Regions from separate parts of the Homo sapiens genome. Here region 2 is linked to region 1. Evidence: read pairs that join two places in POLR2A ChIA-PET (ENCODE). Cell type or tissue: endothelial cell of umbilical vein. All regions are shown on one strand. Each heading gives the region's core, and the rest is flanking DNA. Links, peaks and the distances in the headings are about the cores only.

Evidence for each region. ChIA-PET counts read pairs that join two places held together with the same protein. Peaks named below come from ENCODE experiments on the same cell type or tissue, not always from the same donor. Only the 100,000 strongest peaks of a DNase experiment are listed, where the experiment ranks them.
Region 2: POLR2A ChIA-PET joins it to region 1 with 5 read pairs; 2 of 35 experiments call an interaction of 5 or more read pairs at or near these places.

The regions. Positions count from the first base shown.
Region 1 is chr6:113,375,763-113,391,900 of GRCh38, forward strand. LOC107986637 (a long non-coding RNA gene) reads right to left here and starts at 618. Exons shown (of 4, transcript XR_001744312.2): 1 at 281-618. In endothelial cell of umbilical vein, for the core only: no CTCF peak of the experiment used is centred there; a DNase peak (open chromatin) is centred at 6,439.
Region 2 is chr6:113,948,779-113,964,916 of GRCh38, forward strand. HDAC2 (histone deacetylase 2) reads right to left here. Exons shown (of 14, transcript NM_001527.4): 2 at 11,128-11,240; 3 at 9,871-9,988; 4 at 7,841-7,915; 5 at 7,235-7,373; 6 at 4,499-4,640; 7 at 390-482; 8 at 201-309. Among named protein-coding and RNA genes, the nearest start is that of HDAC2-AS2, 13 kb to the right of the region's middle. In endothelial cell of umbilical vein, for the core only: no CTCF peak of the experiment used is centred there; no DNase peak of the experiment used is centred there.

The DNA.
Region 1 (16,138 bases), core at 4,614-8,613:
AAAAGAACATGTCTGATTGATAGATAAATAACTATAGATTCCAATCAAAAATAATTTTTCAAGGAGCTATGTTGTTTTGTTTTTTTTTTTTTTTTCAGTAGAAAACTGAGTTTTGCTAAGGCTCAGTGCCATTTCCAAACCCCCTGCCAGCCCAGGGTCTTGTGTTCTGCCTCATCTCAGGGGTCGTCCTTTATTAGAGCATCCTAGGATGTCAGGCCTAGAAAGAACCTCAGAGATTATCCAAGTTGGCCACCACGTCCACCCATACGCATGTACTTACTCCATTCACACTCTTCATTCTCCTAGGAGCTGTTGCTGTGGTTCATTGGGTGAGTTTGGCTCCAGGATGTGCTTCCTCGGGGGATTGCCCTCAGGGAAGCCAAGGGAAATCCAATCCAGAGGAAGCCATAATCTGCCCCAACTCCGTCCTGTGAAAGAATGTGGCCCTGCCGTTGGGGAGCTGGGGGATGACACGAAGTTCTGAAGGGCAAATATGGCCAACTCCTTTTCTCAGCCTCTACCAAAACAAGCCTCCACTCTTCATTTATTTCTCAGAATCTGGAAGTCAGCTCAAGAAACAGAGGCATCTGCTCCCATTTAAAAACAAGTTAGAGTATTAGATTCAGCTTTTTTTTTTAAGAGCTTTAAATTTGGAGAAAAGCCTTTGTTTAATCACATCAAGTCTGTGTCACAGGCTGAAAAATGCCAGGAAATTCCAAGCTAAAGGCAGATACTTCATCTATAACTCATGCCACAGGGCTTTTTTTTTTTTTTTTTTTAATTCTTTCCTATGCTTGCAAAGGCTGAAGCATCAGAAAAACTGATTTTTTTTTTGGTCTTGTCAGTTCATGTCATAACCTTGGCATTACTCTCTGTCTTTTTTTAATTTAATAAGAATATGAGATTATACTGATCCTATTCTCCTATTTCTTGTTAGTGCTGAACAAGCACTTCTGGCGCTCACAACTCAAATTCCTGCCATGTTGCTCTGTGCCTTAGTATGTTTGGCTATGAAGTAAAGCATCTTGACCTATCATTTATCTTTAAGGCCTGAGAAAGAAATTATTTTAGCATTCCTGCTCTTAGCTCATATATATAAATCTGTGATCAATGACACATTTGCAGCTCTGAAGTTAGCACAAAACTATGAAGAACAAAAAGAGCAGAGGGGATGGAGTGGGATAAGGTAGGGGTGGGTGGAGGGGGCAGTAAAAATCAACAAAACCCACCAGCAGAAGAGTATTAAATCTCCTGCTTTATGCCCAACCGTGGGTTTTGGATTTCATAAATGGGATGAAGAATGTATGTAACTCCAAAAATATGTAAGTCTTTCTCCTTTAAATGTGGAAAGTGTTCATTTTTCAATCTAAGTGCCCTGAATTTCTGTATTGCTTTTAGAGTTGTGTGGTACATAATAAAAATATGGAGCCTGCCCCAGACATAGCACAGCTCACGTTTTCAGGGATTTGAAAGCTTGATCACTCCAACTGCCTGTGAATAAAAGGGAAAAAATGAAGCATTAACACCAGGCATACCCTTTCCTGATTATGATCGTCAGTCATTATAACAGAAGAACAAAGCATGCTAGAGAACAGCGTCAGGAAGATGGCTTTAGTGAAATAAAGTATGCTCTGTAACAAATTAAATGTTAAGATCAGTTTCCAATCAATTAGTAAGTACTTATGAAGGGTTAACCAACTAACTACATGTTTCATTTAGTCTAAATAGAAACCGTAAGATCTGCTTTCAATGAGCTTTCAACCTAGTTTCAGTATGACAGTATAGAATATAGAATATAGGGTACAGGATAGTGCATATGTAGCCACCAGGACTTGGAATCCATGTATAGGAACCGTTCACGAAAACACCACAACCACTCCTGCAGTAGTACATCTGTGACTTCCATGGTACAGGCTTGGTTTTAAATCTCACTTTAACACACTCTTTCAATGATATTTACTGTGTGCCCTGCTGTATGTTAGTTTCTGTGGTGCACACAAGTGATGCAGCAGTGGAAGTGAAATAGATACAATCCGTCCCCTCACTGAGCTTTACAGGATAGCACATGACACATATATGATCAATCACACAAGTTTACAATCCCAAATTGTTATACAAATATGAGGTAATGAAGACAGTACTGTCTAATGAGGACCCAATTTAGACTGGAGGCTCAGGGAAGGGATCTGTAAGACGGAAGCCAGGGAAAATATCATCAGGTCTGCTGGATAGTCACAGGGCACAGGAGTGATCAGAGGCAAAGAACATGACTTACAGGCCAAAGAAAAAAAAAGAAAGGTGCAACACTTTGGATTGAAATGATCTTGACCATGTATCAACCTGCCTGAGGCCCAATCTTCTCATTAGTGGAGATGAATATATCAATACTTCCCATAGATTTATGTTAGAAAATAAATAACTGATATCTTTACGGGTACAGCAGAATATCCTGGGAAAAATTACTGAAATTATACCAAAGCCATCCAATGCCTACTGAGGAGCACCACAGACATAATAGGGGAAAATATATAAAATGTTTAATAAGGAAGAAACAATCCTGAAGAGTAAAGAAAAGATGTGATGTCTGCAGTGGGAGATAATTAATGGTGGGGCCAATAGGGGTCAGCACTTTTTTTTTTTTTTTTTAGGTTCAATAAAGTACTGGATTTATGAGGCAGTGGATTCAAAAGTTCACATAACTAAATACACAAACTGGCTTGTTTGTTTGGGATCGTTCAGTGTCTGAGAGTGAATTATTCATGCAAGCATTAATAAATTAAAATTTTTCAATTTGGCAGTTGAGAAAATTTACTTAAGGAAATAAAAGGGATATCTACCAAGTTTGGACTGGCTTGTGCATTTTTTAAAGCTGGCTCAAATCTTGAAGAGTAAAAGAAAGTTCAAGTTATTTATTAATGTTAGTTTTTTACTCTACTGATTTAGTGTACATGTAAAAAAAAAATCCTGAGATTGGTTGGAACTGAAGTATGAAGACAGCAAGAATTTACCTGCATTTTATCTAACCCAGTTATAACACTGACTATGATAGGCGAGAGAATCTGCTATAAGAAGAAAACCGATGCAATTTTCCTTTATCATGGAATAACTTTTAATGACACCCCCATCCCTTTGAAAATGTCACTTCCGTATCTTTTTTCCCTGGCTTAAATATACTTTTAAAAAATTCACTACTGAAATACATTTTTATGACTTCAAACTTCTGAAAACAATTATAGTTTTGGCATATTTTATCTACAGACAATAGAAAAATGTCATTCTATCAATCACTTCACACACATACAAAAAATCCCCCTGATAAATGATATGTAGTTTCAAAAAAATCCCCTGATAGGTGATTTGTAGTCAAAAGTCCATTAGAGTTCAAATTTTTCTTAGGGAAAAAAAAACTATTAATTTGACTTCCCCACCAAAAAAATATAATGGCTCTTAACTACACATTCATTTTGTTTCCTCTCTGTGTTAATCACTGCTAAAAAAAGTCTTCTAAATTTATTTTTTTCTACTTTCTTTTATGACCTTAATAGAAAGTAAAAGAACCCAGCATGATTTCTCTGTTTGCTTATAAATTGTAGTTTGTACAGATGCCCTGCAATTTTTACAACTGTATCACAGATAATATTTCCTGGAATCAGTCACTACCTGTTCTTTTCAGCACTGTCAGGCTTTCTTTTAATGAACATGAACAAATATGTTTGTCTTCTATTGTATCTTCTAAGATTGAGGGAGAAAAAAGCCCCATAAAACTGAAATTCCAGAACTGCCGCATCTTTTTAAATCTGAGTATCATCATTAGAGCTGTATTCACCCTTGCACTATCTATAGCTTAACAGAAAACCACATTTTTTCTCTTTAATTGGGGAGTTTATATAAAATATGTTCCAGACCCTGGCACGTAATGTTCACATAAAACAATAGTTCCCTTCACTTCATCCATTTCAAATATCTTGCTGCATCTCTGATCCATTATTGCTAGACAACTGATTTAAACTGCAGTTTAATAAAATTACACATGATTTCCTGGTTAACAATCTATTATATATAATATTTATATACATAATATATATTATAATATAATATTTATATATTATATATTTATATATTATATATTATATATAAATATATAATATATAATATATAAATATATATTATAAGATATATTATGTATAAAATATATAAATATATAATATATAAATATATAATATATAAATATATACTATACATATATATTATGTATATAATATACAAATATATAATATATAAATATATACTATACATATATATTATGTATATAATATATAAATATATAATATATAAATATATATTATACATATATATTATGCATATAATATAAAAATATATATTATACATATATATTATGTATATAATATATAAATATATAATATAAAAATATATATTATACACATATATTATGTATATAATATATAAATATATATTATACAAATATATATTATAAATGTATATTATGTATATAATATATAAATATATATTATACAAATATATATTATAAATGTATATAATATATTATATAATATATAATATATATTAGATATAAAATATATTATATATTATATTATATACAGTATATATTATATATGTAATATAAAATATATTATATATTATATATTATATATAGTATATATTATATATGTAATATATAATATATCTTACATATATAATATATAATATTATATATATTATATATATAATTTGTATATATATATATATATATATATTTCCTTGAGTTTAACCTGTGGATTTGAACCAGTCCTTTATTTTGGTTCTCACTGACTCAAAACGTGAAAGTCACTCAATTTGCCTTTTACCCTCCTCCTGTCATCCTAAGTTCCCTTCCAACATTCCCTTGTTTCGGTAGCTGCTATCAAAACGTGTATGCTGGATAAGATTTCAAATCCTGTCACATATTCTCATCAGTCAATAAAGGCCTGCTCTCCAGTATAAACTGCCTACTCTGTGCCAAGCACTCTCTTAGATTCTGGTGGGTATAAAGATATGTATCACATATGGACTTTATACTCAGAACCTAAAGTCTGCTTGGACACAAAGCAATTGACAAAGAAGTTAGTCCTAAAGTTGCACTAACTGATGTGAAGAGAACTGAGGGAAAAATGGGATAATTAAGTGCAAAGTAGACAGGAACCATATAGTTCATTTAGAAATAAGAAAATTGAGGAGGTGCAAAAGTAAGACAGTTTTTCCTTTCAAAGGAGTTCATGATATTGAGGGAGAGACAGATATTAACAAATGTACACATACACACAAAGAGGTAAATAAAGGAGGGAGGGAAGAATGATGTTGGGTGCCGACAGAAAATGGAAGTGGCCTACCTCAAGGATCCAAATGGAAACTCTGGTGTTATACTTGAAGTCACTGCTTTTCAATCCCGTTTCTTAGGGTGTGGGCGTTGAAAAATCTTAACATTCTTATTTTCTTGCATTTCCATCATTTTACTGGTCAATCATCTCCCTTCTAACCTTTGCAACATTCAATACTGTCTTCTATTCAGGGTAGTAACATTGGGTCCTGCAGGGTTTCTGAAAGTGAGATTCATGGACCATATGCCTGTAAATAACCTTAGTCATCTGTTGAAAATATGGCTTTCTGCTACCATACTTTAAACACATGAATCATCCATTAGATGTTTCTGATGAACATCAAGGTTTACTAACAGGAATATGGGACTGGAAATCACAAAGCCCTCATTTGCCTCACATCTAAAATTAATAGTTGGATTAAATAATCATACATAGTTCATGATTTTAAGTTCAACATTTCTATTATTCTGTGTATTTCTTTGGGATACTTAGTACTATTTCTCTTGATTTTTTTTCTACAGTGCCTAGTTCTATAAAGCTTTTATCCCCCTTAATTTAAGATTTATCTTAACTTAGGAATATTTAAAAAGCAGAATGTTTTACTTTGCCAACATGGGCAACCATACATGAAACTGATTTAAGGAATAATAAGAGTACTGGACTCTGAAGGAAACATTACTCTTAAGAAATTAATTTGGTTTGAACCCAGAATCATGAATTTTTAAATGTGGAACAGTTTATTCTTATGCTTTATTTATTACTAACTCAGCCCTCTAGGACTTGTACTTTGTTTGCCCTTTATCTAAAATATGGATGCTAAGCACATAATTAATAAATAAGAGATGTCCTTAAAACAAGTATTTTTAAATGCCTAATGAGAATTAGCACTAATCTTGTTCGGCTACAAGCCTGAACATTCTACCAGACAGGAAACCCAATTTAAACAATTAATGGTTTCCAGAATGAGTGTTTATTAATTGAGCCATAGCATTACAGTGGAGTCTCTTTTCACTTCCTCTTGTCAAACCTATTGAGGATGCAATGCAGAGCTATTTGGCAGGTGGCCACACTGAAAAGCAGCAGGATGTATTTGGCAGATCTGTATTACATGTTGCCAGACTTTTGCCATTTGGCTTGCTAGAATGTTTCTTTCGTCTTCCTTTCCCTTTCTTGTCCCTTACATAAAAATGTTTTTTTCTCAGCAGAATTATAATTCATAACTATAATGAGCATCAAGTTAACTATCAATAATTAAATGGAAACATGACTTCACAAAATATTTTGCAAAACCTATGGAATTCTCTCAGAAGAATTTTCTCAAGATTACATAGTGTCATTTCTAATGGGAAGGTAACTGATTGGTATCAATCAGCAAATATTAATTGTCAATGTCTACATTCTCTGCACAAACCCCATCTACCTCCAAAGCGTGTAAATTATACCTAAAAATGCAAATTATATACAGTCAGCCTTCCATATCCATGGGTTCCACATTTGAAGATTATTCAACCAACCATGGATCAAATATATTTTTAGAAAATAAAATAAGAATAATGCAATAAAGAATGCAAACTTTAAAACACACTGTAAATACTTACACAGCACTTAGATGTATTAAGAATGATAAGTAATCTAGATATGATTTAAAATATATAGGAGGATGTGTGCAAGTTACATGCAAATGTTATACATTTTATTTAAGGGACTTGAGCTTTTGCAACTTTTGTTATCCACAGGAGTGCTGGAACCAATGCCTTGCAGATATCAAGCGATAATTAATATATAACTACAAAGCAACTGGAAACTTTCTTTCCTCCTTTACAGAAATTTAAGTTTAAGTGGTTTTGACTTATCCATCATTAAAATATGTCTTGACTAAATGTGGTTGTATCTTGAATTCCCAAACTGATTTCTTAAGCCCTCTGCATCATATGTAAAAACAAACAAACAACAAACAAAAAACATGTCCTGAAACTTGGACAAGGCCTCTTGCTTTGGGTCCTGTATTTTAAAGAACTCTGCATATAATAAACAACAGAAGTAATTCATGTTAGAAAACATGACCGCCTATGTTACTCAGTGTGCAGAGCTCAGTTCTAGAACCTGCACCCTAAACTTGTGCTTTCTTTACTAATACCATCCAGGCCCCAGGGAAACACTTCACCACCTCTCTTGCCCTGTGTTCTCAAAACAGAAGGCAGCAGTGCTCAAATGTGTATGGGTTGTGCCACTGCCTTCTACTTTAGTCTATTTGTGCTTCTATAACAAAATACCACAAACTGGGATACTTACAAGGAACAGAAATTTATTTTCTTACAGTTCTGGAGGCCAAAAGTCCAAGATCAAGGCACCAGCATTTGGTGTCTTGCTGCATCTTCCAGAAGGGAGGAAGGCTGTGTCTTCACCTGGTGGAAGGCAGCACAGGAAGCCTCCCTTTCCATTCAGGATGCAGGAGCCCTCAAGGCCTAATCACCTCTTAAAGGCCCCACCTGTTAACATCATCGTGTTGGCCATTAAGTTTAAACACATGAATTTTGGAGAAAACACATCCAAACTGTAGCAACAACATTGAAGATATAAACACACTGCTTCAAAATGCAGAGAATATTTGGGAGGCAAACACATTAAGAGATAAGAAAAATGAATTAACTTGCCAAAGAGGATAGCATGAATTCAACAGATTTTTGCATAATGAAGTATGGTTTCCCAATAGCGTTGAAGGCATCATTTTTATTCTTTTCTTCTTTTTATTTCCCAGTTCGTACTTCTAAAGATACTTTTACTCTTACATTTGTATATATGGTGGTTAAATAACATGCCTAAGGTATGATAGCAATTCTTTATAGTGGCAACTAAATGAGTACAGAATGCTAGAATTTTTTTTTTAACAAAATGTTTGTTTGAATTGATTTTTTAAACAAATAAAAAGAATCTCCAGGCTGGAGTGCAGTAGCATGATCATAACTCACTCCAGCCTCAAACTCCTGGGCTCTAGTGATCCTCTCACTTCAGCCTCCTGAGTAGCTAGGACTTCAGTTGCACACAACCATGCCTGGATAATTTATTTTTATTTTTATTTTTATTTTATTTTTTATTATTATTATACTTTAAGTTTTAGGGTACATGTGCACAATGTGCAGGTTTGTTACATATGTATACATGTGCCATGTTGGTGTGCTGCACCCATTAACTCGTCATTTAGCATTAGGTTTATTTTTATTTTTGTAGAGAGTCTCGCTACATTGCAGACTGGTATAGAACTCCTGGCTCCAAGCGATCCTCCTGCCTCAGCCTTCCCAAGGGTTGGGATTACAGACATGAAAAGTATTCAAATAGTTTTCTTAAAACTTTTGGTGCACATAAATTAAAATTTGCATTTGCCGTGTAATGTTTGATAAATAAACTTAATATTTTAAGATATATAATCTTTGAAAACATATATGACAACTAATTTTACTGTTTTATATTTACTTTAATTTACATTTTGTGGATACTTTTAATCCCTTAGCTCATTACTGTCAATACACAAAAATCATGTAAAACTTTTGATTATAGCAAAATAACTAGAGCTGAAATATTCTGGAAGAAGCAATTTATGCATTTATATTACTACTCACTGAACATACCTGGCTTATCAAGATGGCATCCACATATGTGCATTAACAAACTCAGTAGTCTGACATCTTCTCAAATTTCAATTTATAAAAATAATAGCTTTGCACAAATTCTTTTTTGAATAAGTATATTTGACAAAATAAGAGAATTGAACCAAATTTAATTGTCAGTTTAATAGCTTGGTTTATATCTTTTAAATATTTAGACATGTGGCATATGTCTAACATACAATTTTATTCTTGTCTTCTCCTCTCAAATGTTGGGGTATGTTTGAAAATGTAAATGTTTACCACAGATGGATATTGAGTCAAATTAAGGCTGCCTCATGTAAGTGGAATGCTGATTTATATCATTACAATGCATACCACAGGAGCTAAAAAAATATTAAATCATGGAGAAAAATCACAATGCAGAATAATGATTTGTCCAATTTATTCACTGAGTACATGTTTTATGTCAACGATTTATAAACAATAGACTAGAATTTATTCCCAACTATCACAAATACTGTGGAAGATGATAAAATTGGCAGAGTTGGGGCTTAAGAACTATCTTTGCAGAAATTGTGTCTAAAAGTCTATTCTCAGTTAACCTCGGCTTGACTTCTAGAAATCTACACATACTTAGGGTTAGTCATTTGGTGAATAAAACATCTGTTGGTGTATTCAAACTTTGTAGGAGACACTTATTCTTCCACATTAATATCTATCTTAATCATGCACAGTGGTCTTTTCCTCAGCTATCTTTTTCATGGCAATTATAACACCCATGGTGCTAGGTTAACAGAAATGGAGAATTGAAGGACAGATTGGAAGAAGAGTCAAAAGAAAACATCATTAAACTTTAAGTTCATCACTACAGAATGACATTCTTAAGAAGATATCCCACCGTTTTCTAAAACAATGATTGTGTGTGCAAGACTTAACAATCCAACAGTGGATCTCAAAAGATATAAATTGATACAGGCACAACAACCTGACTTTGATCACTGTAAATAATTGCATTTTTTTTCAGAAATCAAGGATAAATTCCAATAAAAGTAGATTTTGAAAGCTATGTCTTAACATTTAATTATGAAAATACCTATAGGCTACCTAAAAGTAAGGGCAGTGATTACTCAACTATATGAAGGAACAGAAACACACACACACACACACACACACACACACACAGAAGGTGTATAGTTGGTTTTATAAAATTATAAGGATTATTATTCAATCCAAAAAAAGTATTATTTTCCTCTGATATTTTAAAATCCTAGGTCAAAGTAAACTGTAATATTCCTCCAATTTCTTCTGGCCTCCCCTATTTCAAAAAACCTTATGAAAATATCGGACAAGGTAGGAGGTTGATTGTTTTCTTTATTTGCCAACTCTGTGTGTTCCCTAATTCCCAGTGTGAATCTGTGACAGTGGCTTGCCAGAAAGCATTCTATCACTTTGGCTAATAATCAGATTTTACTGATTTGCTCTTGGAAATAATAGGCAATAATGTGCAGTAAAAAAAGATTTTATTTTACACATTTTGTAAAAATATGTAACTCCAATTGACTTTGAGGGAGACTTGAAAGAATAATGCCATATGTCCTTCCTGGAAATGTTAATGTGTTACTTCCTTAAAAGAGGATGTACCTTTTTTTTTTTTTTTTTTTTTTTTTTTGAGACGGAGTCTCGCTCTGTCGCCCAGGCTGGAGTGCAGTGGCGCAATCTTGGCTCACTCCAAGCTCTGCCTCCCGGGTTCACGCCATTCTCCTGCCTCAGCCTACCGAGTAGCTGGGACCACAGGTGCCCGCCACCATGCCCGGCTAATTTTCTGTATTTTTAGTAGGGACGGGGTTTCACCGTGTTAACCAGGATGGTCTCGATCTCCTGACCTCGTGATCCGCCCGCCTCAGCCTCCCTAAATGAGGATGTACTTTATAGTTAGCAGAGAAATAAAGGTACTAGAAGCTCTTTATCATTATTATTATTACTATTATTTTATCATCATTATTTTTTAAGTACTCTTCAAATAACAGCAAATAATTTCCATAAGCAAAGTAAGTTTTTTCAATACTTACACATACTTATTTATTTATTTAGTGACAGGGTCTCACTCTGTCACCCAGGCTGGAGTGCAGTGGCACCATTGTGGCTCATTGTAAGCTTGAAGTCCTGGGCTCAATGATCCTTCTGCCTCAGCCGCCTGTGTAGCTAGGACTACCAGTGAACATCACCATGCCTGCCAATTAAAAAAAAAATTTTGTAGAGATGGGGGTGCTGTGTCTTGCTGTATTACCCAGGCTGGTCTCAAACTCCTGGCCTCAAGTGATCCTCTCACCTTGGCCTCCCAAAGTGCTAGGATTACAGGTGTGTTTTGGGCCTGTTTTGAGCCACCATCTCTAGCCACACATATTTAAATAAATGTTTAGGCCATAACTGATTCTTAAGCTTACTTTGAGAGTCAGAGTTATTGTAGTGTGCCACAATTAATATTACTATTAAAGTTTAGTTTTATGATGTATTCAAATGTGAAGAAAGCTCTTTGGAAAAGATAAACAAAAAGAGAAACCTTTTACTTCACAGTATTAGCATTTTTTTCTTCAAATATTATAAATGACATCCAAAATAAAACAGGGTTTTTCCCTGAATGTTTAATATTTGTTTAGGGTTTTCCTTCTGTTTTCTTTCTACAATAAACAGTATTGCAAATAAGTATGAAGATGGAATGACAATATATTTTATACAGCAAGATGGCATGCAGAACTTTGCATGATAACACTGAGAAAATGTGCTTCTTTGGAATTATCTGAAACATGGTATGTTAGGATAAGTTTTATATTTGCATTCACTTCTTTCTTCATATTCAAAGCCATTATCTAGCCATTTTCTGCTTATGTTGCATTGTATACTGCCTGCAATCAGGAAATACTACTCTTTAACTATCACTTTGCAAACTTCATATACTTCTGTTTTTATTTCTTTTCATTTAAGATTCTCTTTGTTGTATTTCTGCATTTAACTCAACATACTTAGTATAATATAAACATTGCATAGCCTGCAAACTACCTAGAACTAATGCGTCATATTTATATTAGTTCAGCACCGTAGTCTCATCCATACTTATTAAATGGTATGCTTTTCATAAAGAAATCATCATGTTTCTGGCTTTTATCACAAATTAGCCTCAAAATATAAGGAATACATCAAAAAACAATGCCATAAATCTATAATTTTGCACTGATACTTAAAAGATTTTATGCCAATAATTCTATAGAGAAAGATAACATAATTTGGTTTACCTTCAGTGGAAATGCTGGGTGGAAGGACTTCCATTAATTCAAGCTGCATCCAAAAATCAGAGGAAATGTTCATGGATTAAGTCCCCGGGGAACTACTATTGACAAATTTCAAAGTTCCATTGGCCTCTTTTTTTCCTTTGAACAATCCTTGAAATTGCTCACTACTCAAACCAGGGTCCGCTTCTACCAGCTCAGAACTTCCCAGAAGACATGGTTGGAGCAACCCTGCCCATGAGACTGAGTGGTCACTCCAGGGATATTGCCTTGACTTTTTGAAGTTTCTACGCAGTTCTATGTATTCTTTACATGCTTTGTATAAAATTAAAGACTGGTTGCCCATAAAGCAAGAGTGTCTAGTGACTAACAACAACTAAAAATATTATCCAAAAAATAACAGAAGCGATCTGTTGCCTTGCTATTTAATGTACAGTCCTCAGACCATCAACATCTTTGTCACACAGCACCTGTTACAAATGCAGAATCTCTGGATACACCAAGATATGGTGAATCAAAATCTGCATTTTAACAAGATTCCAAGATGATTTATATGCAGCTTAAAGTCTGAAAATCACAGATATAGAGCAGTTCGTCTCAAACTGTCTATGATTTTAAATGTATTTACTGCCTATACTTTTATAAAATACAATACAAATAAATTATTAGAATGTTATTGAGAGAAATGAAGGCATAAAAACTATATATGTCATTTTTCTATTATTATAATCACAGACAAAATATCATTCTATTGAACTTATAAAGTGTTCTTACTTTTCACAGATGTGCAATATAAAAATTCTCACTTATTTTATTGATAATTGTTGTTTCATTATGAAACATAAGAATGTATAGAAGATCTATTTTTTCTCACTTCCAACTTTTGTTTTTGCCTTTCAATTTTATCTGTCACTGAAAAACAATGCATGCAAGTATTAAAACATGCATGCATGCTTTAATATAAAAACAATGTATAAAATGCTCTAGTATAAAAACAATGCATGCAAGTATTTAAAAAAAATCAAACATACTAAAGAGACAAGAAAGACCAGCTGATCAATTCCCATCTTTAAGCGTTGGAACCAAACTGTTTCTTATCTTGTAGAAGCATGAAGACTGTGTTTCATAATTTAAATATTCTTAAAAGAAATTTCACCTTCTTACATCATCTCATCTTCTCCCTGAAACATTCAATAGCAGTCGTTTATAATCAGCTTCCATGATATCTCATAATAAAGAGAACAATTTCTAATTTAATGCATTAGAATTTACATAATTCACAATTTTTACTATTTTGCTAGGGGCACTGCTTAGTTCAACTGTGTTTTTACTTTAATAGCAAGGCTTACTTGATTGAGAGAAAAGTGAATTATTTGTCTTCTAGCCTAGCTCCTCAATCTGGATAACTGCTTGGGAATATTGCTATATTCATCAGACTAAGAATACGAAAAGAACAGGTTACACTCACTTCAGACAATTTTATTACATGTAGGCAAACAGAATTTAAGAAAATGTATGGTGGGAAGATGTAAGTTAAAAGTAACCAGGGAAAAAAGTGGGCTCTTTTTATATTTGTCATTTTTATATGCTCTTCTTCACTCTATTCCTCACTGTCATAAACAATTAAAACCACTTGGTTGTTAGGCTGAATTCCAACTCTAACTCCCTTTTGTGAGCCTACTGACCCCGAGTAGCTACCTGTTTTACTGTGTTCTGACCCTCCTTTTAAAATTCATTTTGTTTATGAATCCATTCACTCACTATGAAAATAATTTGATCACTCTGAAGTGTTATTGATTTGTTTTTACTTTGTGTCCTTTTTCATTTCATCACGGTAGGTAGCTGGATGTTATGCTTTCCAATTAAGTAATGTGTTTATCTGTGAAGTAATACTACTGAAAGGCACATCATACTTTTACCACAATATATTCCTGGAAGCCATGTTACAAAGCCGATTATCCTAAAATGGAATCTACATTTTCATAGAAATAATTTAATATCAGAAAACGCTGGGTTTGGTTTCTTTATATTTATTTAGTTATGTTTTTACTAGCCCTAGCTCCTCAAAATAAGAGAAATAAAAAATAAAATTATCTTCCACTTTGTGGCCTAACTTTGGGCAAATAAGATTTTAGAAGTAACTTTTAGATTTGTTTCATTGATGAAAAAAGAAATTTAGTGCATAAAAATATTTTATTGACTTACATAATAGACTGACTGTAATTTATATGTTTTCCAAACATTTAAGGCTAATTCATTTGTTTTCTGATTTAGAATTTGGGCAGCTTTTGGACCTGTTTGGACCTGTTTATTTCTAAACATTTAAGGCTAATTCATTTGTTTTCCAATTTAGAATTTGGACAGCTTTTGGGCCTGTTTTGGGTGTCCTTGCCAATTGAGATCATTGTGCAGGAAGAACTACAACTTTATATTTCCTCTCACAAATAATCTCAACAAAAGAAAAGACCTTCAAAATTATCCCATAGACCTTAGAATGTTTTCAAAGTTCTAAAATAAATAGTACTTATTATTGTTAAACCAGTTGATGCTTCTTAAAATGAAAAGTAAGCTTTTAAAGTAAGGAAGAACCCAATAATTTTCTCCATTTTCTTCTACTATCTCGGTTTATAGAAAACTGGGTAAAGTTCTTCATCTGAAGTTTCCAGATATCTGCTTAATAGCCAACAGAAAACAATAAGTGCTGTTATTCTCTTCATTCTCCATTGTTATAAGGCCATTTTGAGACTTAGCTAAAAGTTGTCCTGACCTTAACACTTTATTAAAAAATAAAAGCTATGCAAACAAGTTCCCAATAACCCCACTATGTTTTCAAATAGAAATCTCCAAATTGCACCAAAAGAATTGTGAAGCTTGGACTAAGCAGTACGAATGTGTGAGGTTTGGGAATGCCAAATAGCAAATAAAAGGCATTAGAACTTGTGGTGTGAATGTTAATTGGTCAGCAAGGAATAAGAGACATGGCCAAGTTTAAAGTTGTAAGAAATGACTGTAAGCAGCAATCCAGCAAAGTACTGAAAATCACAGGCTCCAAATTTACTATCTGTGGCCTCCGCTGCTTCTTCTACAGAACTGCTTCATTCAGATTCTCCAGCACAAGGATAGTATAAATCATAAAAGCCAACAATTACTTGTTTTGTTTCCAAATTGTTTCAATTCTTATGCAACAGCTACAGTTTGCTCAGTTTATTATTTAATTACGAAAACAATTCACATTTCTTGAAAAGTATATCAATGGTTTGTATCAACATATATAATGAAAAATTTGTATCTCTGAATTTTTGCATTTGGCATTTATTACAGTTATTTTGTAATTTGGATTTCTCCCCTGAACCCTGGGCTTCTGAAGGTGGAGATCATGGCATGTTTTCCTGCCTGTGCCATCAGCATCCCCACCAGTGTCTACACAAATAAGATGCTCAAAATGTATGTGGAGTTGTCTTCTTTTAAATCCATTCCACTCCACAGATACAAGACTTTCTCTTCCACAATTGCATACTCCCTCTTTTTTATTTTTCAGTGTTATTTCCTCCTCCACCCAGAAGGTTGCATTGATGAAAGTTAAAAATAACAAAAACCTGCATGCTTTGTGTTTGCAAATATCCTCATGAATGGAGTTCACATCTTTGATCTATTTCTTTTCTTTGTTCACATCTGTTGTCCATTTTAATAAAGTCTCTTTCAGAGTTTGAACTGCAAGTTTGATTCACCACCATGCTTTTGTCTAAAGGTCCCCAGCATGGGGCAGTGGGCACAGGGGGTTTTCATGGGAGAAGAAGGTAAATGAAGAGTAAACTTCAGGTGACCTTCTAAAGAATAGATTTAATATTTCAACCATATTTTCCTTTAGAATAGG
Region 2 (16,138 bases), core at 283-4,282, 570 kb after region 1:
TGTATAAATGTATATATAAATCTGCCATAATGAAACAAGAATAACTCTAGTCATACATACAACAGACAAAACCCCATGAAAAATGCAGAGTACAGTGTTAAAACAGCAGGCAAGAAACTACAATGAGAACTTTTACGGGGAGTTCTTGGGTGGAAGAAAAACCATTTTTTTCTGGAAATACCACCCTTTGAATTGCTTACCTTTGACTGTTAGATTGAAACAACCCAGTCTATCACCAGATAATGAGTCTGCACCACACTGTAATACCACAGCACTAGGTTGATACATCTCCATCACCTTTGAGATAATCTACACACAAGATAACAAATGTTAGCATCTCCAATAACATTCTGAAATTCCATTCCAATTGTGAAAACAATAATACTTACAGGCTTAAATATCTGCCCATATGACTCATCATCTATACCATCTCTCATTGGAAAATTGACAGCATAGTATTTGCCTTTTCCAGCACCAATATCCTAAAATACATAATTAAACTGATCTTAGAGAATATTCTATAATAAAAAGTTTGGCATTTGTTTACTACATTTTGAAAAGACTGAAAGACTAAGTATTAAGGATCCAATTTTGAATTCATCTTAGAAGTTGAGACCGGAACAATCAAACTGAGAAAGGAAATAATAAACAACAAATAAGTATATGCTCCAATATTTATAGACTGCTTGTAAAGCATACAAGAACCATTTTCAATTAATCTGTAGTGATTATTTTTGACAGAAAAGAAATTTAACACAAGTTAAAGGCAATGAAATTACATTACATTAAACCAGAAAATCCATCATAAATAGAATATTTAAGATGACAAGGCAACTTTATGAGTAAACCTGTGGAAAATAAATTAAGCCAAAAAGCCCTGCCGGACAATCATCTGCAGAATCCTTCTTGTGGTTCACAATCTGTTGGTATGAGTTTACTTATGATGAAAGAACGACCCACACTTTCTCGAAGATTTAACAGCTACCGACTAAAGCACCAGATTTGTTCTTTTTTTTTTTTTGAGACAGAGTTTTGCTCGTTGCCCAGGCTGGAGGCGCAATGGCGTGATCTCAGCTCACTGCAACCTCCGCCTCCCAGGTTCAAGCAATTCTCCTGCCTCAGCCTACCGAGTGGCTGGGATTACAGGCATGTGCCACCATGCCAGGCTAATTTTGTATCTTTAGTAGAGACAGGGTTTCCTCCATGTTCAACAGGCTGGTCTCAAACTCCCAACCTAGGTGATCCACCCACCTCGGCCCCCCAAGGTGCTGGGATTACAGGCGTGAGCTATGGTGCCCAGCCTCAGATTTGTTCTTAATTGGACTTGGACTTCAAACAAATTTTGTTCCTACTTGTTGAATGAGTACCACTCCAGGCATTAATCTCTCTCAAAAGACGCAAAGGTTCCAGCTACATATACTCTTAAATGATATATACATATATTATATATACTTACTTATTTGTATATGTTATGCATTTGTAGGTGTGCATATGCATTTCTGTGTGTGTATACGTATTCCTAGAAGATACTGTATAGTACAGACATTACTACAAAATAGTATTTTAACTGCAATACCAAAGGATTGGGGTGTGCCTCTTTGTTGTTTTTTTTTGTTTTTTGAGATCAAGTCCTGCTCTGTCGCCCAGGATGGAGTGCAGTGGCATGATCTCGGCTCACTGCACTCCAGTGAGCCAAGACAGCCTCCTAGGTTCAAACAATTCTCCTGTCTCGGCCTCCTGAGTTGCTGGGACTACAGGTGCACGCCACCACACCCAGCTAATTTTTTTTGCATTTTAAGTAGAGACGGGGTTTCACCATATTGGTCAGGCTGGTCTCGAACTCTCGACCTCAGGTAATCCACTCGCCTCAGCCTCCCAAAGTGCTGGGATTACAGGCATGAGCCACTGCGCCTGAGTGGGGTGGGGGGGGGGTGCCTAATTCTTATGTGCGTTGAATGATAATGTCTGAAGATCCATGAATTTTCAGGATTACTAGCACTTGTGCAAGTTCTTCTGAACCTCTCATGGAATGATCTTAGCTTCAGTCCAATTTTACAAAAGCAAAATTTACCCTCAATATTAGAGTTATGAGACCCAACATCCAACGAGGAGAAAGCAAGCAAAATTACACACCTCCTCTCCCAATTTTTCTTGAAGTCTAAGTTTTTATTAAGATTAACTAAATACAAACCATACAAATATGGAAAAGCCAAAGTATTGTGAAAACTTTACAGTCCTACTGCACAGTTAAAACACAGATGAAATATATTTTGACCCTAAGATTTCAGAATACAGAAAAGTTGGTCAGCACTTCTCATCCTAACTGCTACTAACTAGCTGGCAACTCAGAGCTGCTGCCCTTGTTAGACATAGCTTTCTCTCTTCCAGGTTTCATTCTGCAACTGCTACTATGCCACCTTTCTTTCTTCCACTAGACTACTTGAATTAAAGCAAACAGTTTCAACAATGAGCTAAACTCAGAGTAGCCTTCTTTTCAGCATGAGAATGAATTAGCAGGCAGAAAAAGGAGTGTTTATTAAATTAACATCCAAAGATACACGTGAATTACACAGAAAGTCCAAAAACAGCTGTACATATAATGTAATGACTGATTTTAATTCTCTTACGAAGTTATGGGGACATGCTTAAAATATTCAAATGTTATCCTGAAAACATCAGCAACTGTAAAATCTTTTTTTTTTTTTTTTTGGCTGAGTCTTGCTGTGTCGCCCAGGCTGGAGTGCAGTGGAGCGATCTCGGCTCACAGCAAGCTCCGCCTCCCGGGTTCACGCCATTCTCCTGCCTCAGCCTCCCCAGTAGCTGGGACTACAAGCGCCCACCACCACGCCCGGCTAATTTTTTGTATTTTTAGTGGAGACGGGGTGTCACTGTGTTAGCCAGGATGGTCTCGATCTCCTGACCTCGTGATCCTCCCACCTCGGCCTCCCAAAGTGCTGGGATTACAGGCGTGAGACACCGCGCCCGGCCCAGCGATTGTAAAATCTTAAGTGAGAAAAAGAGATGTTGAAAGCCATTCTCAAATCCTTCTAAAACAGCATTCTCTAATATTTTCAAAAACTTCAAACTGTAAGAATTTTGAATAATAACTGAGATGAGACCATAGTGACATCCACCTGTCAGAAATTAAATGAAGCTTCCATTTTCCACTTCTGAGATAAACTAGCATCACACTGCAAAGATACTGTCTTATTCTTTAAGCTTAAAACAGAGAAGACTTTTGCTTGACTTCCACTAGGATGTAATGGTTGTTGACAAATGTATTCTATCAGTTTACAGCAGTGGTTCTCAAACTTTAAGGTGAAGAATCACCCAGAGTTTCTGGGCCCTAAGAATGTGTATTTCTAACAAGTTCCCAGGTGATGCTGATCTGCTTTCCTCAGTTTAGGCGCCACTGTTTGAGAAGCACTGGTCTGTAAGATAAGACCAGGTGGGGAAAGGGAGAAATTGAAGGAGTTTACTGGCAAGGAATTGAAATTACAAATCTGCAATTTTAAAAGCTAAATAATTTAAACTCAAACCAAACATTTGACCTCCCACCCATTTGTAAGTATGGAAAAGTTTCAGTAAGGTAACTCTTTTACTCAAAGAGTTTACTGAGAAAGTATCACACTGTGATCTAATAAAGAAAAGCCATACAGCTTAAGAATACTTTATGGCAACTCTTTAAACTTTGGTTGCTAAACTGTAATGATATACCACAGATGTGAAAAATAATCTTAATAAAATAGTTTAAAACTTTGTTCAATGCCATATAAATCTCCCATATAATCCAGGCTGAACTAAAAACAGCTGTTTAAATTATTGAATAAATTTCGACATTTGTATAGTTAGGTTCAAAAAAAGTGTAGTGAGGCAAAAAACCTTCAATGAACTTATAGAAATAGGATTTGACCAGTGGTTTTCAGAGTCATAAAAGACAAGAGCATCAAATGGAAAAAGATAACAAATAAAATAGAAATACACTTAATGTTAACAGGCAGGCAAGGTTACACTATGGTATCCTTTCTCTACCTAAATACATTACCAATTTTAGAAGCTTAAAGAAAAAAAAAGATTAAAATTAGATCTACTAAAAATCAAGACCAATCACAAAAGAGAGGAGCAGAAGAACCTAAAAAGACCTAGTCTATTTTATTCCACCATTCTTTACAATCAATAGCAACGTAGGCTACCATCAGGTAGTTTTGAAGATTCAAACTGAACATCAAGAGAAGGGCTTCATGCTTTGTGGATATTCAAAAACATTTATTCAACCAAAGAAAACAGCTGAGAAAAAAACTGTCCTTAAGTTTTCACTAAATTTTTGCTTATAGTCAGCAACAGTGAATTCTAGCAAATGTTACTGCATACGTAGTAATTCAATTCTGCATACAAGTTTCAAATTATTAACTCAGGAGAAAAATACTACTTCAAGTATAGGATTACTGATCTCCTAGGTTCATCTCACAATATTTTTTCAGACAGAATTTAGTCTTACCCTCAAGTCTCCTGTGCCAGGAAAGTATTCCCCATATTTATGGAATGATACCGTCATTACACGATCTGTTGTATAAAAAGCTTCTTCAACACCATCACCATGATGAATATCTATATCAATATATAAGACTCTCTGATGATACCTGAAAACAAATCCATAAGTTTTGGTTTTTCCTTTAAAGGTTCTAAGATGGGAAGAAGCACCACAAATTCAGGAAACCCATTTTTGAGCTCTTGCATTCCAGAATGTTTAATCACCTTTTACATTCAGCCTAAGAGGTTATTCAAATATCTGAGGTTTGAGCCTCAGGCCTTTAAATACCCACTTGTGGCCCAATGTAGGTTAAAAAATATATATTTACTCTTTGTGAAATCTGTTCTATTCTACATGCTTCAAAAACATAGCACATATTTCTAATATATTAAAAACTGAAGATTATACCATACTCAAGATTGTTAATTAAAACACCTCTGTAGTAAATCTTCAATAGTATAAAATAGGGATTGGCTAACTATGGCCCATGGCCCAAATTTGGCCAATTGCCTCTTTTTTCAGCTTTGAACTAAGAAGTTTTTATTATTTTTTAAATGGTTTAAAAACAAAACCAAAACAAGAGTATTTTCTGACGTGTGATAATTATACAAAATTCAAATTTCAGTGTCCATAAAAAAAGTTTTACTGAAAGACAGCCATGCTCAATTGTTTATTACCTATGGCTTCATTTGAACTGCAGAATCGATTAGCTGTGACAGAGGCTACATGTGGTACTCTCATGACTTCAAACTGGTGCTTGGAGCACCACAGATTAGTGACACAGTTGTAACTCAAACGCAGTTTAGGAGTCACATGAATCACCATGTCATGACATTTTGTTACCAGTGTATACTCATGTCAAAATAAGGGGAAAATGGACTTCTCATGTCATCCTTTTGAAGTATAGTGAAGTGAGATATTATTAGATGGCAAAGCATTGTATTTATTATATAATGGTGCCATAACTGTGCTAAATAAAACAATACAATGTAAATTGATATTTCCAGACTAAGCACTCATAAGAATATTCTCATAACACTATAAACAGCATACCATAGTACAGCAAAATTTCTTCACAAAATTAAAAAAACAGAAATGAGGCTGTGATCAAAATAAAGTTTCTGAGCGGCTCACGTGTTAGATAAGCAAGGAAAGCTGTGCACCAAGTCAATTAATTAAATCATGTTTGATTACACCACCCAAAAAAATGTGTCCAGACAAATTAAAGTTGTTTAAAACTATTAGCTGAGTGGGCAAGAACTTGCTCAAAGAGTTGAAGACACTGGAACCAACATCAACAGTCAATTAAAAAACAAGGCAAATGATTGCAAATGATTTTCCTTTGCTCCTGATGAGCAGGCAAGATGTTACACTGATACTGCTCAATCACTGTTTATTTGAGGAGTCAGTATCAATTTTAAGTTGACTGAAAAGTCAGCCTCTATGGATAGCATGCATGGAATAACTACAAGCAAAAAACACTAGCTCAGTATAATACAAAGTAGAATCTGCTAAGATGTGTCATAACTGATGGCAAAAAATAACTAACATTGCGAACATCCAAATTCCTAAGTACCTCTATAGATCTCTCTCTCAAACTGCAGCCACAGATAAGGAAAAATAACTCCTTCAACAACTCAGAGATAATTTTATATCCATCAGTAGAGAACAAAGCCTCATTCAGATATGGAAGTTAGGCAGTTAGACTAACTCAATAGGTAAAAAAATTTCCTTTAACACTGGCTTCAAATTTTTGTCTTCAGTTTAAAACATCCAAAATACTAGAATATAAACTTCCAAGGTCATTGTCATTTTTTACTAGTTGAAACTAACTAAAATGAAAATTGCCAAACTACTTTTAAAAAAGGGTATTTAATGGGAGTTTTGACATTTATATACACTTCTAATTCTTTTTTTTTTTTGAGATGGAGTCTCACTCTGTAGCCCAGGCTGGACTGCAGTGGTGCCATCTCGGCTCACTGCAACCTCCACCTCCCAGGTTCAAGCAATTCTCCCACCTCAGCCTCCTGAGTAGCTGGGATTACAGGCGCACGCCACCACGCCCGGCTAATTTTTCTATTTTTAGTAGGATGGGGTTTCACCATGTTGGTCAGGCTGGTCTCAAACCCCTGACCTCATAATCCACCCACCTCGTCCTCCCAAAGTGCTGGGATTACAGGCATGAGCCACGGCACTGGCCTTTTATACACTTCTAATTCTTTTTTTAAGGCAGGGTCTCACACTGTTGCCCAGGCTAGAGTGTAGTGGCAGGAACATGGCTTCCTGCAGACTCAACTTCCTGGGCTCAGGTACTCCCACCTCAGCCTCCTGGGTAGTTGGGACTACAGATGCATGCCACCACATCTGGCTAATTTTTTTTCTGTAGAGATGGGGTTTTGCCATGTTGCCTAGCCTGGTCTCAAACTCCTGGGCTCAAGAGATCCGCCCACCTCAGCCTCCCAAAGTGGAGGGATTACAGGCCTGGGCCATAGTGCCTGGCCACACTTCTAAGTCTTAATAATTGAAGAATTGGGCAAATTTCCTGCATTTCTTCATTGTTTTGTAATGAATTCATAGAAAATTCACCATTAACTATTTCAACCTATGGTTTACCTAATATTTTTTAAAGCCATAGACTTTATTTATTGTGTTTTAATGAAAACACTTTATCACTGAAAAGAGTATCAATATAAATTAACATACTTTAGTAATTCAAGGATGGCAAGCACAATATCATTAACGTAACAGAATCCTGATGCTTCTGATTTCTTAGCATGATGTAATCCTCCAGCCCAATTAACAGCCATATCAGTCTGTTGTCGGTTTAACTTCACAGCTCCAGCTAAGAAGTAGAAACAAGATAGACCTTTTAAACATTTATCATAAAAAAGTAGTAGAATGAGACAAAAACACTACAAGTGTATGCCATGCATAAGCAAGAGCTTAAAATCATGAAAGTTAACAGAAATCATCTATAACACAAATAGGAGTTACTCCTTAGAAAAATATTCTCCTAGAGCTGCAACCTGAGATTAAATAATGGTTTATGTGGAAAGTGGTAGTAACAATGATACCTAGAAGACAAAGGGAATGAATGAAGTCTCCAAGTGAAAATAAGTTTAAAAAGCGTTTAAGTCATAATCATAAAACATAGAGGTTTGAAAGTAAATTGTACTTTACTATAAACATACTGATTTCCTTTTGTTATCAAAATTCACAATCATTAAAACTTCTGTTTTACACAAATAACCCGAAAGATAACACACCAAGTTCAGATCAACTTTTAAATCTGATTGCATTAGCACTTACCAACTGAACCGCCAGTTGAGAGCTGACAAAACTCAAAGAGTCCATCAAACACTGGACAATCTTCTCCAACATTAACTGTGGAAGATGGATTTCATTAATTTCAACACATTCTGCAAATTAATGAAAGCCTTTTCTTACAAAAACTATTTCCCACAAATACTTTTTTGCTTGATGCAATCATCAAACATACACTTCACAGTATAATATAAAGTTTCCAACTTTAAAATATATTTATTGTTTTATCCAAGGTAATTAAAGTGTTATCTGTGAAAGATCATCAAATCTTATCAGGATTATCTGTGGAATATTTCTGTCTATTAACAAGAACTCAATAGTTGTCTAAGTACAACAATTCTTATTTAATTAAAACACAGGCTTAAATTTTCTAGGCCTTTCCCCTTAATATTACAATAAGTTAACATTCTAAAAGCAACTTCAATTGCTTTATAATTTACTTTCTTTGAAACTCCTTAAATACCTATAATATCTGTAACTTTGAAATGCATGTCAGTAAGTTACTAAACCAAAAAGATGTAACAGCTGGTTGCCTATTCCCATGGCTAATCTTGATCTTGAAAGTTGCTAAGAATTAACTAGGTTCATGGGAGCCAAAACATAGGATACTAAAGACAACAAGGAAAACATTTACAGATAAACGATCACACATTTAGTTCCTTAGCACTGAGAGAATGAAAGGATATGGCAGATGTATGTAACCCTTTCTTAGTCTTTCCCTATGCCCTTGAATTGTAACCTCTTCAAGAATAAGGGTCCTTGTTTTGTATATTAATATCTTTGTATACCCTTAAGTCACAAGCACTATAAGAAATGAATTTTAGTTTCTTACTGCACAGAGAGATCATAATCTTTTTTTTTTTTTGGAGACAGAGTCTCACTCTGTCGCCCAGGCTGGAGTGCAATGGCGTGAGCTTGGCTCACTGCAACCTCCACCTCTGGGGCTCAAGCAAGCAATTCTCCTGTCTCAGCCTACAGAGTAGTGGGATTACAGGCGCGCACCACCACACCCAGCTAATTTTCTGTACTTTTTTAATAGAGACAGGGTTTTGCCATGTTGGCCAGGCTGGTTTCGAACTCCTGACCTCAGGTAATCCACTCACCTCCGCCTCCCAAAGTGCTGGGATTACAGGCGTGAGCCACCACACCTGGCCAGGATCATAAGCTTAATAGAACTCATTATTATGTGGGTTTTAAATCAATCCTGTTATGTTGTTTGCCCAAGGGCTACTCATGCCTCTTTTGCATCTAAGTTGGAATCTTCATTGAAAAAAAAAAAATTAAATACTACATGTTCTAGTTACATTGTAGCATTATAACAAATCAAACAAGATATGGCAGAAATGTGTATGAGGTTGTAAATATGAGATGTCTAGCACCTACACTAATTTAGTATAATCATCACTGAAGTCAGTCAATACAAACACTAATGAGAATGAACTTTGGTATCAAGCTTTAAAAGATACTGTTCCAATAATTTTAGGTTGACTTTTGCATTCTACCTTCAAGCCAATTTGTTACTAATCTCTAAAAATAAAATACTTTTAACCTGTACAAGAGAACATTACGTAGAATCAAAAGCTTCACTAATATCTTAACAAAGAAAAAGAGATGTGTATTATAGTCCAGGTTAACTGAAGTACACAAAGACAAGACAAGAGATATGTACATGCCAAGCTAAGGCTAATCAAAGTGTAATCTTGTTTTTGTTTTTTTGAAGCGAGGGAGTAAGGGAGTGAGGTCTCCCTACCAATATGTATTAACCCAAAGTTATCAGGGGAGCAAACTAGGAGTAGAAGAATACCCAAACAGCAGTTTTGCAAACCAATAAGCTTCAGATAGGTTTACTTTTTTCTTAAGTAGCTTTAGTAGTGTTAAAATGACTTTTCAAATCAGTAAATAACTGTAACATATTAGACCAACAGGAAAAATATTCAGATTTAGATCATTCTAAGCTCCTAAAAATACTAATTTACATTTATCAAAGCAAAACTACTTTTTACTTAGAAACGTACATCTCTGCATCTGCTTACTATACTCAGACATGTTATCTGGTCTTATTGACCGTAGAAATTTGATATACTCATCACTGTGATATTTTGTCATTTCTTCGGCAGTGGCTTTATGGGGCCTCTGTGAAGAGAAATAAATGTCAGAACTGTGGAATTACAACCGGTTATATCAGTATTATCAAACAAATATACAAATTCCCCTATCGGTCCCCTCAAAAGAACCAAGTCTACCAGAACAAAATATATAAATTCCAAAACTAACCCAAACTTATATGTGTTTTAGAAAACAGTAATCAATCTCAAAACTAATTCAAACTCCTTTAAAAGCATTACACAGGCATATCAACTATGATTTAATCACTCCTTATTTTAGTGGAAACAGTTCGAGTAAAAAGTCAAATCCATATGTTCATAAACTCTACTTTCTCTCCTTTTCCATGATAAAACATCCAGTGATTTCATCAATGAAATCACTCACTACAAGAGTTTTCAATTCTAAATCTTTGTTCACGACCTCTCGTCCTTTTTTCTATCCTAATCTTCCTTGTTCCGAAGAGCTCAATTTCACGTATGACACAATTCTTCCACAAGACTTCCAGACTGAGTCTTATTCTAACTTCCCCTCTTCTCTAAATGTCTACATGTAACTGAAAATAATTCACATATTCACATATATTGCCTAGCATTAATTGTTTTAAATATTTCTTTTCTCCCCAAATAGCTAATTGTCGTGTCTGTATTTGTTTATACATACCCTCATCTTTATCTACAAAAACATTAAGGCAGCTGTTGCACTTGTGTTATCTGTACTATGCTTGGCCACACTAACACAGTATTCCATATGTATTATATGCCCTGCAAATATTTGTGGGATTAATTTTATGTGTTATTATTTTGTAACAGTCCCAGGTCAACTCTTTTCAGCAGCACAGGCAGATTAACAATTATTGTAAAAAAAAAAAAAAAAAAAAAAATACTTAATATGCTACACTGAGTTGTTGCTATACTGAGTTGTTCTCCAGAACCATGAAAGCCTAGGGTAGGGGGAACTTTTTTAAATGGTTAAAGGAAAAGGAAAAAGAGGGTATAGCTCTCATTCTTATTCATCTCCTAAGAATAAACGAAAAAAGAAGTTTGTTTTCTTCCAGATCTTTTCATCTGCTAAATGCCCTCAAAAGGGGAATAATAGACAAAGTTTCACAGTAGCTAAAAAAAAATAAAAAAGATCAGTGCTGAATATGTATTAAAAGGAATACTCACATATATTTCCATTTTTCTGTATAAGCCATAATTTAACAGCAAGTTATGGGTCATGCGGATTCTATGAGGCTTCATGGGATGACCCTGTCCATAATAATAATTTCCAATATCACCTAAAATAGAAAAGACACAAACTAAACAATACAGACAAGAGACCCTCCATGAACTATTTGAATTTATGTATGTCTATCATTAGAAGGCATTTACTACTTAACAAAATTTATTTAAAACCTTAGCAACTTAGATTTATTTTGCAACTTTCAAACTGTATCAGATGACTAAGACGCTACGCACACTTTTACCAGCTGAAGACTCCATTATTACACATTATATTTATTTGTAGATTAAGGAAAGCAAGCTTTTCTGATTTTTAGCTACCCCCAATTTTTAAAATTTCTGTTCCTTGAAATGATGCCTGCTTTCTGTATTCTCTGGCAAATTCACATGCTTTTAAGTTCTCTGAGTTTTATTGGTATGATTTAAAATTTTTTCAGCAAATACTGCTTTTTGGATGATTTGCTGGCATTTCAGAAATCTCATAATTGGCGTTTTGCATGTTAAAACATACCGTGTCCATATTAAAGCCCATCAGGGAAGTTTTGGTAACTGAAATTTAGGTCCTAAATGAGGTTTTGCTCCACTAAGACACAGCATTACATTTTTCAAGGTAATAAAAATACTGTCTCATTCTTCATGACTAAAAAGTTGTAATTCCTAGCCTGTCTTTTTAAACGGCATCTTATATCACAATGTCTTTAAACTTATGCATAAGATTTAAAAAAGAGAAAATAACAAAATCACAGATTTTCATCAACTAAATTTCAATAAAATTAATACTTTTAGGTAAAGCTCCAGTGTTTCCTATAATAGTAAATAACAAGAAGCCTCTCAAATATATAAAGTCAACCCTCTGTATCTGTGGATTCAATCAACTGCAGACTGAAAATATTTTTAAAAAATAGATGGTGGTGTCTGCTGGAAACACGTAGAGACTTTTTTTCCTTGTAATCTTCCCCTAAATCATACAGTGTAACAACTATTTACACTGCATTTGCATTGTATTAGGTATTATGAGTAATCTAGAGATGACTTAAAGTGTAAGGGGAGATATACATAGGTTATATGCAAATACTATACCAGTTTATTGAAGGAACTTAAACACCCATGAATTTTGCTATCTGTGGAAGTCTTGGAACTAATTCCCCACAGGGTCAGGACAGTCAAGCTATTTTAATGGTTTGAAGTCTATCATTTCAACACGGGTTTATATATTACAATAAAAGCTAGAATAAAAAATGCAATTTATCCACTAAATCTTTCAAAGTCCTCCCTAAATACACCTTTTGTTTGTTTAATGGAAACAACCCCAAAAACTTTTTTGTCCTCTCTCCTACATATTTGATAACAGTACGGGATAAACAATCAGCTTTTACAAAATCCATGCTTCTAATAACATAAATACTTGATTTTGTTGGTATCACACCTCTAATTTTAGTTAACTTCATTTTCAGCACAGCTCTCTTCTGAAAACAATTCATATACAAAGTCTTTTAAAGGGAAAGCCACCTTTTTAATGCAGGTGCCAACAAGGCTAAGAAACAATATAGAGTTTAGCAAAGCAGGGCCATGGCCCTTTGCAACATTCCTCTGCAATTATAATTAAGAGGCTATGATTGCAGAAAATAAACTACCTATTAAGAAAGAATCTACCATAAAGCTCTACCTTACATGGTGACAATACAAGGGATATATAGTTCCTTGAAAGCAGCCTGGTCTCATCATTTCTTAGATATGGAAAACCCACTAGTGTTATTACAAAGCATCATGTAATTAAATTAATACAAGGGAAGGCATTTCTTAGTTATCACTACTAAAGAAATCATTAAAGTAAAAATAATGAAAGTCTAGTCTTCACTAGAAATGCAGATTCTATGAGGTTTCGTGGGATGACCCTGCCCATAATAATTTCCAATATCACCTAAAACAGAAAAGACACAAACTAAACAATAACTTCCATCTATCTGCCTCTGTGTAACAATTACCCAAATGAAATGTCTCTAACATCTACCACATCATAACATCAAATACTCTAGTTATTTGATGCACACTGAAAATCCAGTGAAAAGCCCCAGGCCCCAATAATTGGAGACTACAGTAGCAATTTCTGAGCAAGTGTGTTTGAAAAAAAAAAAAAGCAGTAATTAACACTTGTTGAGTGCTTACTAGAAGGCACTATTAAGTACTTCACATATCTTTTAATCTTGTCAATAACCTTATGATGTGGGTATTATTACATTATTCCTATTGTATAATAGTAAAGAAGGATGAGAAACAGACAAGTCAGGTATTATTGCCTAAGTCACATAGCCAGCAAGTGGAGGAGCTAGATTCAAACTCTGGCAGGGCAGCTCACAGCTAATGTTCTTAAGTAATAACAACAGGGAATGTCAAGGACACTTACAGATTCACTAGAAATGGCAGGGTGAAGGCTGAAAAAAAGACATAATATGAAATATAAATATTTTAAATAAAGGCTTAGGGTCTTGGTTAATTTAAAGAAAATGAACACAAGAAACTGTACCTAATATATCAGAGTAATTTACTTTTTACTAATAGGGTCCTCAAATCGTATACGAATACGCATAGCTTTCAACAAGTTTCTCTGTTGAAATTTAGGGACCCCAGTCCCACAAAGAATACACAAAGAACCTAAATGATACATGTATACAGGGCAGCCAAGCTACAGATAATTTTTTGGTTTACCAAGAATTCTTCTAGCTGGGCGTGGAGGCTCACACCCGTAATCCCAGTACTTCGGGAGGCCGAGGCGGGCAGATCACGAAGTCAAGAGATCGAGACCTTCCTGACAAACATTGTGAAACCCCGTCTCTACTAAAAATACAAAAAAAAAAGCCAGGTGTGGTGGCATGCGCCTGTAGTCCCAGCTGCTCAGGAGGCTGAGGCAGGAGAATCACTTGAACCCAGGAGGCGGAGGTTGCAGTGAGCCGAGATCGTGCCACTGCACTCCAGCCTGGGTGACAGAGCGAGACTCTGTATCAAAAAAAAAAAAAAAAAAGAATTCTTCTAAAATATAAAGGCGTTATAAAATAACCATCTCCAACTTTTTCCCACTAATTCTGTATCTCACAATTCTCTAGATGGCTACTTTGTAGGCATCCACTTTGTTTTCTTTTTGAGATGGAGTTTCGCTCTTGTCACCCAGGCTGGAGTGCGGTGATGTGATCTTGGCTCACTGCAACCTCCACCTCTGGGGTTCAAGCAATTCTCCTGCCTCAGCCTCCCAAGTAGCTGGGATTACAAGCGCCCACCACCATACCCGGCTAATTTTTGTATTTTTAGTAGTGACGGGGTATCTCCATATTTGCCAGGCTTGTCTCAAACTCCTGACCTCAGATGATCTGCCCGCCTCAGCCTCCCAAAGTGCTGGGATTACAGATGTGAGCCACTGTGCCCAGCCCACTTTTTCATAAAGTATAAAAAGGCTAAGAAGTTTTAAGACCCTACAATTTTTATTCATCATTTAAATGGTCAGTAATGTATTAATAATTTGGGCATTTTAAATGTTACTGATTTGCATCAAAATACAGATTATCCCTAATCCAAAAATTTGATATCCAAAATGTTCCAAAATCTGAACTGTTTTGAGCACCAACTTAATAGTCAAGGAAATGCTAACTGGAGCATGTCAAATTTTTGATTTTCGAATTAGGGATGCTAACTGGTAAATAATTACAAATATTGCAAAACCTCCCCAAATCTGAAATACTTCTGGTCCCAAGAATTCAGATAAAGGATATTCAACCTGTACATAAAAATACTTTACCAATGAAATAAACATTCAGAAAAATCAGCTCAAGGTGGTTCCTTGAACACAACAAACTTTAATTGTCAATGCAAAGAAATTACTGTAAAGAATTATTTATCTGCAAAATTTTACAAATTGCTCACTCTTCAAGAAACTAACAGAATGGAAGTGTCTACTAAGGTCCACAATCTCTTATCCATATTCCTTCAAATTAGATATGTTTCAAATTTTACACTTTTTCAGATTTTGTAGAGATAATATGGTACACCTGCCATATATTATGTAATAGCCTAGAGTTTGGGTGGCATGATATAATCAAACATTAATATTTCTACAGCAAAAAAGTGTGAATATTCACGGTATTCACAGAGGAATAAAGATCATAAATAGCCTCACATTGATTCAGGTTAAGATTTTGATTCCAAATGAGTTACCAAAATTTTTTTCAATTTTCAGGTCATTTTGGATTTCAGAACTGTGAAATGTACCTTTAGCCACAAAGATAAGTTGACTGCAAAAAGAGACTCAGGAAAAAAAAAACAAGAGAAAAGAAAAAAGTTTATTATTTTCATCTTCCAGACTACTTAGCCCACTATCCATTTTTTATACATATTAACACATCTTTAATACATATTTCAAGGAGGTTATTCCTCCTTGAGACATTCGGAGCCTTGGCTTCCATAATACCATTTTCTTGGGATTTTACTTGTACCCCAAGGCCACTCCTCCACCAACCTTTAAACATCAAGGGTTTTCAGTTCAGCCATTCATTTAATAAATCAAGAGCCTACCATGTGCCAAGCAGGTACTGTTCTAAGGGTTTGGGTTCATCAGTGAACAATAGTTCTGCCCTAAATTCTCTTCTCTCGGGAGTTAAGTCCTGGGACCAGTCGTCTGTCTATGCTGTATCTTTTTCAGTCTCAATACTTCACCTGATATAAGCTGAGAAATCCCAAATTTCTATGTCTAGACTCTCCTCTCTGGATTATAAACTCACAGAGGTTAACTCTCTTCTCAGTCTTTTCACTTGAATTCAATAAGGATCTCAAATATAAGATGTTCAAAACAGAGCTCTTTATTTGTATTCCCAATCTTAGTGAGTAGTACCACATACCACCTAACTGCTCAATCCAGAAACTTAGGAGTCATCCTTCATTCTCTAACACCATTCCTCAGCTCCAACTC